2 separate regions of the Homo sapiens genome follow, and region 2 is linked to region 1. Evidence: chromatin contacts called from ENCODE Hi-C data. All regions are on one chromosome and are shown on one strand. Each heading gives the region's core, a stretch centred on a gene start or an enhancer-like site at or near the end of the contact. The rest is flanking DNA. Distances are from core to core; before and after follow the strand shown. Region 1 overlaps DTHD1 (death domain containing 1). Region 2 overlaps ATP8A1 (ATPase phospholipid transporting 8A1).

What was found. Hi-C counts contacts between places; a loop is a spot of excess contacts on that map. Pooled maps may share reads with other maps.
Region 2: a loop to region 1 is called in a map with no recorded cell type, with 12 times the contacts of the local background. The contact joins two enhancer-like sites. A Hi-C loop is called at or near these places in 3 of 37 single-sample maps with no recorded cell type and 3 of 50 pooled maps.

Annotation. Positions count from the first base shown.
Region 1 is chr4:36,323,103-36,327,300 of GRCh38, forward strand. The region is part of intron 8 of DTHD1 (death domain containing 1); the gene reads left to right. Among named protein-coding and RNA genes, the nearest start is that of DTHD1, 44 kb to the left of the region's middle. Within about 2 kb of position 2,574, at least 3 of the 41 ENCODE cell types and tissues checked have a DNase peak (open chromatin) inside an H3K27ac peak, as active enhancers do.
Region 2 is chr4:42,625,433-42,629,971 of GRCh38, forward strand. It overlaps ATP8A1 (ATPase phospholipid transporting 8A1), which reads right to left. Exons shown (of 37, transcript NM_006095.2): 2 at 1,563-1,677; 3 at 182-281. Among named protein-coding and RNA genes, the nearest start is that of ATP8A1, 29 kb to the right of the region's middle. RefSeq lists a silencer at 1,536-1,585. Within about 2 kb of position 2,924, at least 15 of the 41 ENCODE cell types and tissues checked have a DNase peak (open chromatin) inside an H3K27ac peak, as active enhancers do.

The sequences.
Region 1 (4,198 bases), core at 1,324-3,823:
TAAAACCTAACCCACACATTTACGTAAGCCATCTGTTGACCCAAGTTTTGCTTAGCCTGAACTTCCTGGATTATTATTTTTTTAAACTGAACTCCTGACATGTGATTTCTAGTAAATAATGATACTGCTTCAACACTTTCTTTCTCACCACATTAAATAACTTGCTGTGTCAAAGGGAGGAAGCAGGCAGATGGCAGTGCAAGAATCAGTTCGTCAGAATCGCCACTTTCACCACTTTGGATTTCATTACCATCTCACTGCTCTGCTAGGGATAATGTTGTTCCTATATTATTTTTTCCACCAATATGAAATACCAAAGCAATTTTGACTAGATAAATGAGATGATTCTGAACCATTAAAAAATGTTTACATCCAAAAGCATTTTAATTCTACTCAGACTTCTCAGTTGCAGTAATTTTACAAAATTATATTAGGGTTGAAGGATCAAATGGAACTTATTATGTTATTGCTAGGTATTTTAAAAAGCAGATTGAAAGAGCACATTAGAAGAAATTCCTATAAGAAAAATCAGGATTTTGTTTTGTTTTGCTTTGTTCTTGCTGTGGTTTTTGAGGGAATAGTGCCCACATTGTGATTGTTAAGTTTTCCATAACTTAGTGTCATGCTTTCTATACTAGAGTTAATTCCAGTAACATGTTTGGTGCATCATGTCCCTTCCCCTATCAATTACAGAAGAAAGCCACTAGGTTCTTGGTAAGTAGAAATATTATGTTAATTTTTTAACCTCTAAAAGTTTCCAAAATCTTCTCACTCTTTCCAATGAGAAGGATGGATGGAGAAGGGAGAACTCTGGCACTCCATGCATCTCCCTTACATGTTATCCTCATGTCTGCAGTTCCACTTTCCTACAGGCAACCAGAATGACCTTCAAAGCCACAATTTTGACCATGTCACTAAGAGGAACATGAGGGGAAAATGAACAAAGCTGGTTTAGTCAGAAACAGGATCCTGTGTTCTTTTTTGGAAAGTACTTTGACAACCAGTTTAATGAGAAGAGATTATTTCCCTTCTCCTCCCCCCCATTCCTTTCTCTTGTTCCCTTTCCCTTTTCTTTTTCCTTTCCCCTCCACTCTCCTCCCCTTATCTCTTCCTCTGCACCTTCTTTTTCCTGTCCCTTCTCCCCTTTCTCCTTCTCTGGCCCCTCTCAACGCCTCCCTCCTCCTTCCTCCTTCAACTCTTGGCTTTAAAAGATAAGGTTTTCTCTGTTTAGAGGGCAGTATAACTAAACAGGAATTGGGCACTGTATCGTTATAGGGCTTTTGATTTTTCTTTTACAAAGGAAGCACAGATATTCCTGCCTATCTAAATAAATTTGATAATTAAAATTTCATTGATGTGTTTGCACTTATTCTCTTAAAACTGTAACATTTAATAAGTAAAAAGTTATGCTCATTAACTCAAACAGATTTTAGTTTATGAACTTCAACTGTTTTTGTTTTTATTTTTTCTTCTGTAGATGTATTATATCAGTCAACACGTTAATTTAGCAACCACAAAATCCCTAATATATACAAGATATTCTGTAAGGCCTAAAAGTGATAATAATAATAGTAGAAGCCAAAATTCTAGCTTTCAAGGAGATTACAGTCCAGTTTAGGAAATAAAGTATAAAACTTTAAAAGTTATAAAACAAAGCAAGAGATAAATAATAATTGAATACAACAATACAGCAATAGCAAAAGGCAGGAACTGATTGTTAATTGCAAATGAATAGTAAGATGTTAAATGCTAGGGCATTTCAGAGAAGGGGGTGAACGCTGTGGACTGAGGTGACTTGCGGGTGCTTCAGGGAGCAAAATGATTGCAGAGAATGTTTAGGGTCTGGAGAGGAAGAGAGAAAGGGGCAATGAGTTTCACACAAGAGAGATGGCATGAGTAGAAACTTTGAAGTGGTCAAGCACAAGACGTGTTCCGAGAAAGGATGATGAATGCACCTGTTTCTTCAGGGGAAGATTTGGAAATGTCATGTTGGAAATAAGCTGGGGAAAGATTATGGAGGGCCTTTAATTCCTTACTTAGATTAACTAAATGACTCTGTAGTTGTGGTAGCAAGCTTTCTGTCAAAATTCACCAAAAAACTGTGATTGATTTCATGACATAGAGAGCACATGCAAACCAGAGACCCTTAGTTTTTGAGTAAACAACAAAATCTCTCATCTACTGATACTCTTGAAACTGGTATGGCCATAATTGAGGATGGAGAAATAGGTATCTGGTTTGTTTATAATTAAGTTGATCTTTTATCTTTTGAGTAACAGCTAAAGCCATTGGAAAGCCATTGGAAAATTTTAACTAGGAGAGTGATATGATCAAGTTTTGTTAGCAACATTACTACGACAGCCTATAAGGATAAACTAGAAATGGATGAGCTTAGCAATAGTAAAATAAAGAGCTAATGAAATAGTCCACAGAAGACAGTGTGATAGCCTATGTAAGATCATGACAGTAAAGATAGCAAGAAAAGAACAGAGTTAGAGAGAGATTCAGGATTTGAGATCAACAGGTCTTGGTGATAGAGTGAATGTGTGTGGGACTGGGTGGCAGGAGAATATTGGCAGATAGAGGAAGTCGTGAAGGGGATTTCCAAGGTTGCTCTCAGTACACTGGTTTGAGCTACTGTCCTGTGATATAATACAGTGTTTGTTGATTTTACTTTGGAAGTGTTGTTTAAACTTGCATTTCATCTTCAGTCCCTCTAATATTGCCTTAACACACAGATGATAGCAACATTTTCCTTGGAGGCCTATCACTAGTTCCCTTATCTGCTTTAGGCTGCCTTCCTCACAATTGACAGCTTGATTTTTCTCAAAAACAAATATGATTTCATCACTCTTCCAAAACTTCTCATTGGATGTCTATTGATTAAAAGTCCAAGCCAGTTACCGTGGCATATAGGGCCCATTGCAAACTCCCACAGCTCATCGTCATAACCTTTTTATATTACATTTCCCCAACTAACATATTTTGCTCCAGTTCTACTTAAAGCCTCACTTCTCTTCAAGACTCTTCCCACGGGCTGCCATTGTGACAGCAATGACTCCACACTTAACCCTATTATCCCCTCTTTAGGAGCAGTCTTTAAGTTTTCCAGGAAGTATTAGACACTGCACTGTATCTGTAACTAAAGCACTTTGAATATATATATAACATATATATTATATATATAAACATATGGTCCATTATAATTTTTATTTATATAAAAATCATGGTAATGATAATAATGATGAATACCTACTAAATTATTCCCTGCTAGTAACTTGACAAAGCATTTACACATTAACTTATTTATTGAAAAAAAAAAAAACCTTAAATAAAAGTTTCTTCATTTAAGAAACTGAAGCATATAGAGGTTTTCCCCAAGGGGAAATGGCAAAACTACTGTTTGAAACCAAGTTTGTCTGATTTCAATGGCAACACTCCTAACATTATACTCTACTGTCTGCTTTTGAGACTGAGTTCCTCAGGGTTGAGAGCACTGCTCATTCAATTTTGTAATCCCTTCCCCGAGGATGCATTCAATAATGTTTTGCTGAACTCTTTAATGAATAAATGAAAGCATGCTGGGGAAATTGAAAAAGCAATTGAAGGTGGAGTTTTAATAGCTGACAGAAGCCTTACCTGTTTTCTTCCCATCTAGCAGTTGCATTTAGCAGAAGCCTTTCATGACTTTAAAGGAATGACTAATAGGATTTCACACACTGTGGCAAGACCTGGGAGGGTGACATTTTGTGTGTGGCTGTCCAGGCCTTTCCCAGAAACATTCAGATTACTCTTTCTATTGGAAAAACTATTTCTAGCTATGATCCAAAAAGCCAAACCAAAACAAGGATTTGTTTTTCTTTTTTTTTTTTTTTCTTTCTTCAGACGGAGTCTCGCTCTGTCACCCAGACCGGAGTGCAGTGGCATGATCTCATCTCACTGCAACCTCTGCCTACTGGGTTCAAGCAATTCTCCTGTCTCAGCCTCCCAAGTAGCTAGGATTACAGGTGCCTGCCACCTCGCCTGACTAATTTTTGTGTTTTTAGTAGAGACAGGGTTTCACCATATTGGTCAGACTGGTCTCGAACTCCTGACCTCAGGTGATCCACCTGCCTTGGCCTCCCAAAATGCGGGGATTACAGGTGTGAGCCACCGCGCCTGGCCCAGGATTTTTTTAAATCTGCTATAATAACCTAGA
Region 2 (4,539 bases), core at 1,674-4,173, 6.3 Mb after region 1:
TAAAAATGAATCAAAAGGCTGGAAAAGGTAGTGGATTCCAACACTGCTTGCAGCAGGAGCCAGAAATGTCCACCAAAACCAGCTTATCTCTCGGCATTTACATAAACCTCAGGGGATTGGTCACGGGCTTAACATTTATTAGTACCTGAACATTTGACAAGGTTTTATGACGTGACTTTACCTGCAGCAGTGCAATAAAGAGAAAAAATGAATTAGCAGCTCTTCTGAACTGAGAGTAGAGAAATCTTGGAAGGAATGTGATTATGTTGTATTTTGCAGTGCTAGAAAACAAAAATGAAAAGTAGCATAAAACTTCTCCATAATTAGCACCCACACTTACAAAGTTCTGTTACTAACATATAAAAAGTTAGATAAGGAACATTTGCCGGCTGTTTCAAATTGGGAGAATATTGCAAAGGGTCATTAACCTAAATGAAAAAGAGTGAAAAGGTTAAATAAATGGTAAAGCATGAATACCACAGATTTTTTTTTTTTTGCATAATCTTTTGTCCTATTTGGCCAATTATTCTGCTTAACATTACTAGAAGTAGCTTACAAAGAAGAGCAACTTTGGAGTTAAAGGGCTCCAGCCCTCCATAAGACAGAGTACAACGTGTGACTAGAAAATAAAATCTTGCCAAAAGAACCCCGAAATCAGCAATTTGAGCAATTTGACCAGACACTGTAAACAGAGATGCCTTTCCTGGATAATTTCAGGGAGATCTCTGGGGTTCTGTTTGAATTTTCTTCACTGCCACTCCAGGAACATGGCTAGAAATCCACACTAAACACACCAGATATGCCCACATCAGTAAGATATCACTACTTAGGTCTTAGAAACACCCAGATCTTCCTCTTGTTTATCAAATAGAAAGGAGATTAAAGCAGACACATGCCACATTACCCAAATTGAGAAATGTTCCTCTAGAATTTGAAATTGTACATATTAAGTGGGCACTTCTCAAATCTAGTTAACTCTGCCACTGGAGAAACACTTTATTGGTATTGAAGGTGTTTATGTGGTCCCAGAAGCCGCATAAGTGGCCAGTGCTTACACAGATACTTTTTACATTATTGTTGGAATGAAAACACAACAGTGCAGTGAAGTAATTCGCACAGCCCTCCATTCCTCCACACCATACTAAACTTCACAACTATCAAAAACCAATACTTAAAGACTATATAACCAGAAGGAATTCTTGGTGCAGAATTGCAAAGACCTCTTCTAAAATGTTAAAACTTGCTAACCAAAACCAGTAACGCATCGCTCTATTAACAGGTTTAGGACAGAGGCATTTACACATAAGCAGCTTTCATTATTCAATATCTATGCAGCATCGGCAGAGGATGGGTGCTTATTCTTTCTGCTCCTCGCTATTTCCAGATTCTTATGAATATTTCTCTATGGGAGAGAAGATGGGGAAACAGCCTATTCACACTGCCAACAGGGAGCTCTCAAATATTAACTGACTGCACTGAAAGCTCTTTGCAAGCATTTTCATTTTGACCTAACCAGCTCTGCTCTGCTGGCTGGTCTCATGGCATTCTTTGGTAGTTCTTACCTGACATGGTTATTGCAGAATTTTGTCAGCTGGGGCTGGTTGATGAAAATAGTCCTTACTTCCTCCTGGTCAGCCAGTGAGGTCTTCTCTGAAACATCATCTGTCTTCTCATAACCTTAAAAAGAGATCTTCTTATTGTACAAGAAATGTTTTATTGTCCAGACCAAAAACAGATTTCATAACTAGTCTAGAATATGAAATCTGTTAAAAGCTACTTGCTTCCCCTTAACTGTTGTTTCTTTTATAATAAAAAGTAACATCCCCATATTTAACATTTCTACTAGATTTAAAGGGCAGCATTTAACAGTCATGTAAAAACTGAGCCATATCAAAAACAAGACATAACATCAACTTTCCATTTCCCCCGTAAGTGTTCAACTTCTTTCCTTCCACTATATAAAAAGATGCCCAGAAGTAAACCTTAATTTTAAACTGGTTTAAATTACAGTTTTAGGTAAAACTAACAAGGTAATTTAAAATATAGTCAAAAATTAAAGCATATGCATTTAATACTTTTCTGGGTTTTTTCCCAGATGAAGACAGAAGAAAAGATAAATAGTAAGGTTTAAATAGAGAACTGCAACAATGATCCAACTCACTATCATCACCTATTTTTTTCTCCAGTTAGAATTCATGTTCACAAACGAACTTTAAATTTCTCAAGAGCACTTCAAGTCATCTCATAATCATTGAAACAACAGGATACATTCAACTGGGTACTTTGTTGCAATGTTGACAAACACTTTAAAAAATACATACAAGTTCTAGAACAGAATATCAACAGATAGTATTTTAAACAGCTTTTTGTGTCTTCTAGTGAAAAATCAAAGGGGTGACAACAGTACTGTATCTCCAAAACCCATTTTTCTTCTCTTTTCTGCCTAGCCAATGCCAACTCCTCCCATAAGACCTGCTGACATGTGGTTTCTTCTGAAGTGTTCTATGATGTTCAAGTTAGGTAAAACGTCTTTGGGTTTCCACAGCCCTCTGAACCTCCCCACTCTTCAGCAAAACACTTACCAGAAGGTTTTGTTGCTGCCTGAGTCAGGTTCCCCCTACCAGAATGGGAACTCCCTAGGGCCATAGAGGGTGTGTTATTCATCTTCTCAACACCAGTGCCAACAAACAGCAGGTACCCAATGTTTGCCGAATACATATACCCAATGAAAAATGAGTGGTTGACTGTTTTTTGGGGGCAAGAAAAGCTGCTCCACCCACTGATGAAAAAACAACTGTTGGCCAAGTGCTGGTAACAACTATGTGAAAAGCTGGCCTGTGGGGTTTGTTATAGTATGAAACCAGAAAATCACTGAGGTGTTCTACAAAGGTGAGAAGCATGAGCACAGGGACTGGGGTGTGAGAAACGGTGTCATGTGTGCAGGGGAGAGCAAACAGGGCAGTGCTGCTGGAGCACAGACAGAAGGCGGACGAGAAACCACGCTGAGGAAGCACGCAGGCCAGGTCCCAGAGGACCCTGCGCTCTGCTTGGCAGCCAACCACTGAAAGCTTTCCAAGTAGGAGGGGCACAGGGTGAGAGGCACATTGTATCCTTATCACCCTGGAGGTCACATGGCTCCGAGTAGATTCTGTCACACCCATTTTGCAGTTTCAGACCCAATCAGCAGCTTTGCTCACAGTGTTTCCCTACACCATGTTCTAAACACATACTTTTCCCTCTAGTTTTGTATAATTGAAATTTCACACATGGGTTATTGAATAGAGGGAGATCAATCTTTAAAAAAAATTGAGTCCTTTATTAGGTCTTCCTTCGTGGTAGCATGAAGACCAGAGTGTGCTGTTCCCCGCCTCTGGATTAGAGAGAGAGCCTCAAAAAAACCAGCTCTTCACTCCACTCTGAGCTGATGTTCTCAGGTTGTGTTGTATTTACTTTATATAATGGACTTTTGAGTGTTGTATCTACTTTATGTAATGGGACTTTTGAGGGCCCCGCCCTTGGATGTCCTTAGCTGAGGAACTGGGTGTTACTCCATCCAGACACACCTACTTACATTGAGGTCTCAAACGCTGCTGGGAGAGCACTGGATATTGCTATCCACTGAAAGCAATTGGATACTGCATCTCCCCCTCAGATATTAACTTGTATTCAAGAATTTCTGTGGGGCAAAGGATTTTCCTTGAACTAAAGGGACTGGAATTAACCCCATCCCTTATGTGGGAATCAGAGTAATTAAAACAATCCTAATGGATTAGTAGGGGCCCAACCTAGGTCAGATAATAAGGGATCTTTAAAGAGAAAACTCACCAAAATGAAGGGGAAAATCTAAACTGTAAACTGTTGCCAGGGGTAGGACCATCGAAGAGACTGGATGGCTCTGAGCACAGGATTTCACAGACAACATAGGCTTTCTTTACCCAGGCATTACAGAAAAGCTTTGGAAAGATATTGTACATGAAGCTGAATGTATGCAGAACGCTTCGCTCTGTTGTGCCCTGACCAGGTGTGATACTGAGGAAGGGAGATCTGCACTGAAAGCAGGGAGTGAGGCTCTCAGCCAGTGGAGCTGGTAGGCACCTCTCCCCTGTCTCCTCAGCAGTGACATGGAGAGCCATCAGGCACCTGAAGCCCACTCCCAGAATGTTTGAAGGCCAGAGATTGCAGGTATCACCTTCTGTTATGTATCCAATTCTGTTTACTCCTAGCAGGTGACAGCAAGCTAGCAGTAAACAGGCACAGCAACCTCAGAGGTTCTCAGAAATATCTCAGTGAACATACTTGACCTCAGAGATCCTCAGGAATATTCTGATGAAGGTACCTGGGAAAAAGACTAGCATTTTTGCTAATTTGGAAGTGAGAGTTTGTAACCATTATAATTAAACTCTTCAATGCAATCATCTTACATTGCAGAAATGGGCAACTTAGGTCTGGACTTAACGTAAGTAACCTGTCAATCCAGACTCTTTCCATGTAAAGAGAAACGGACTCTTCCATTTGATTAATGAACCAACACTTTGAGGA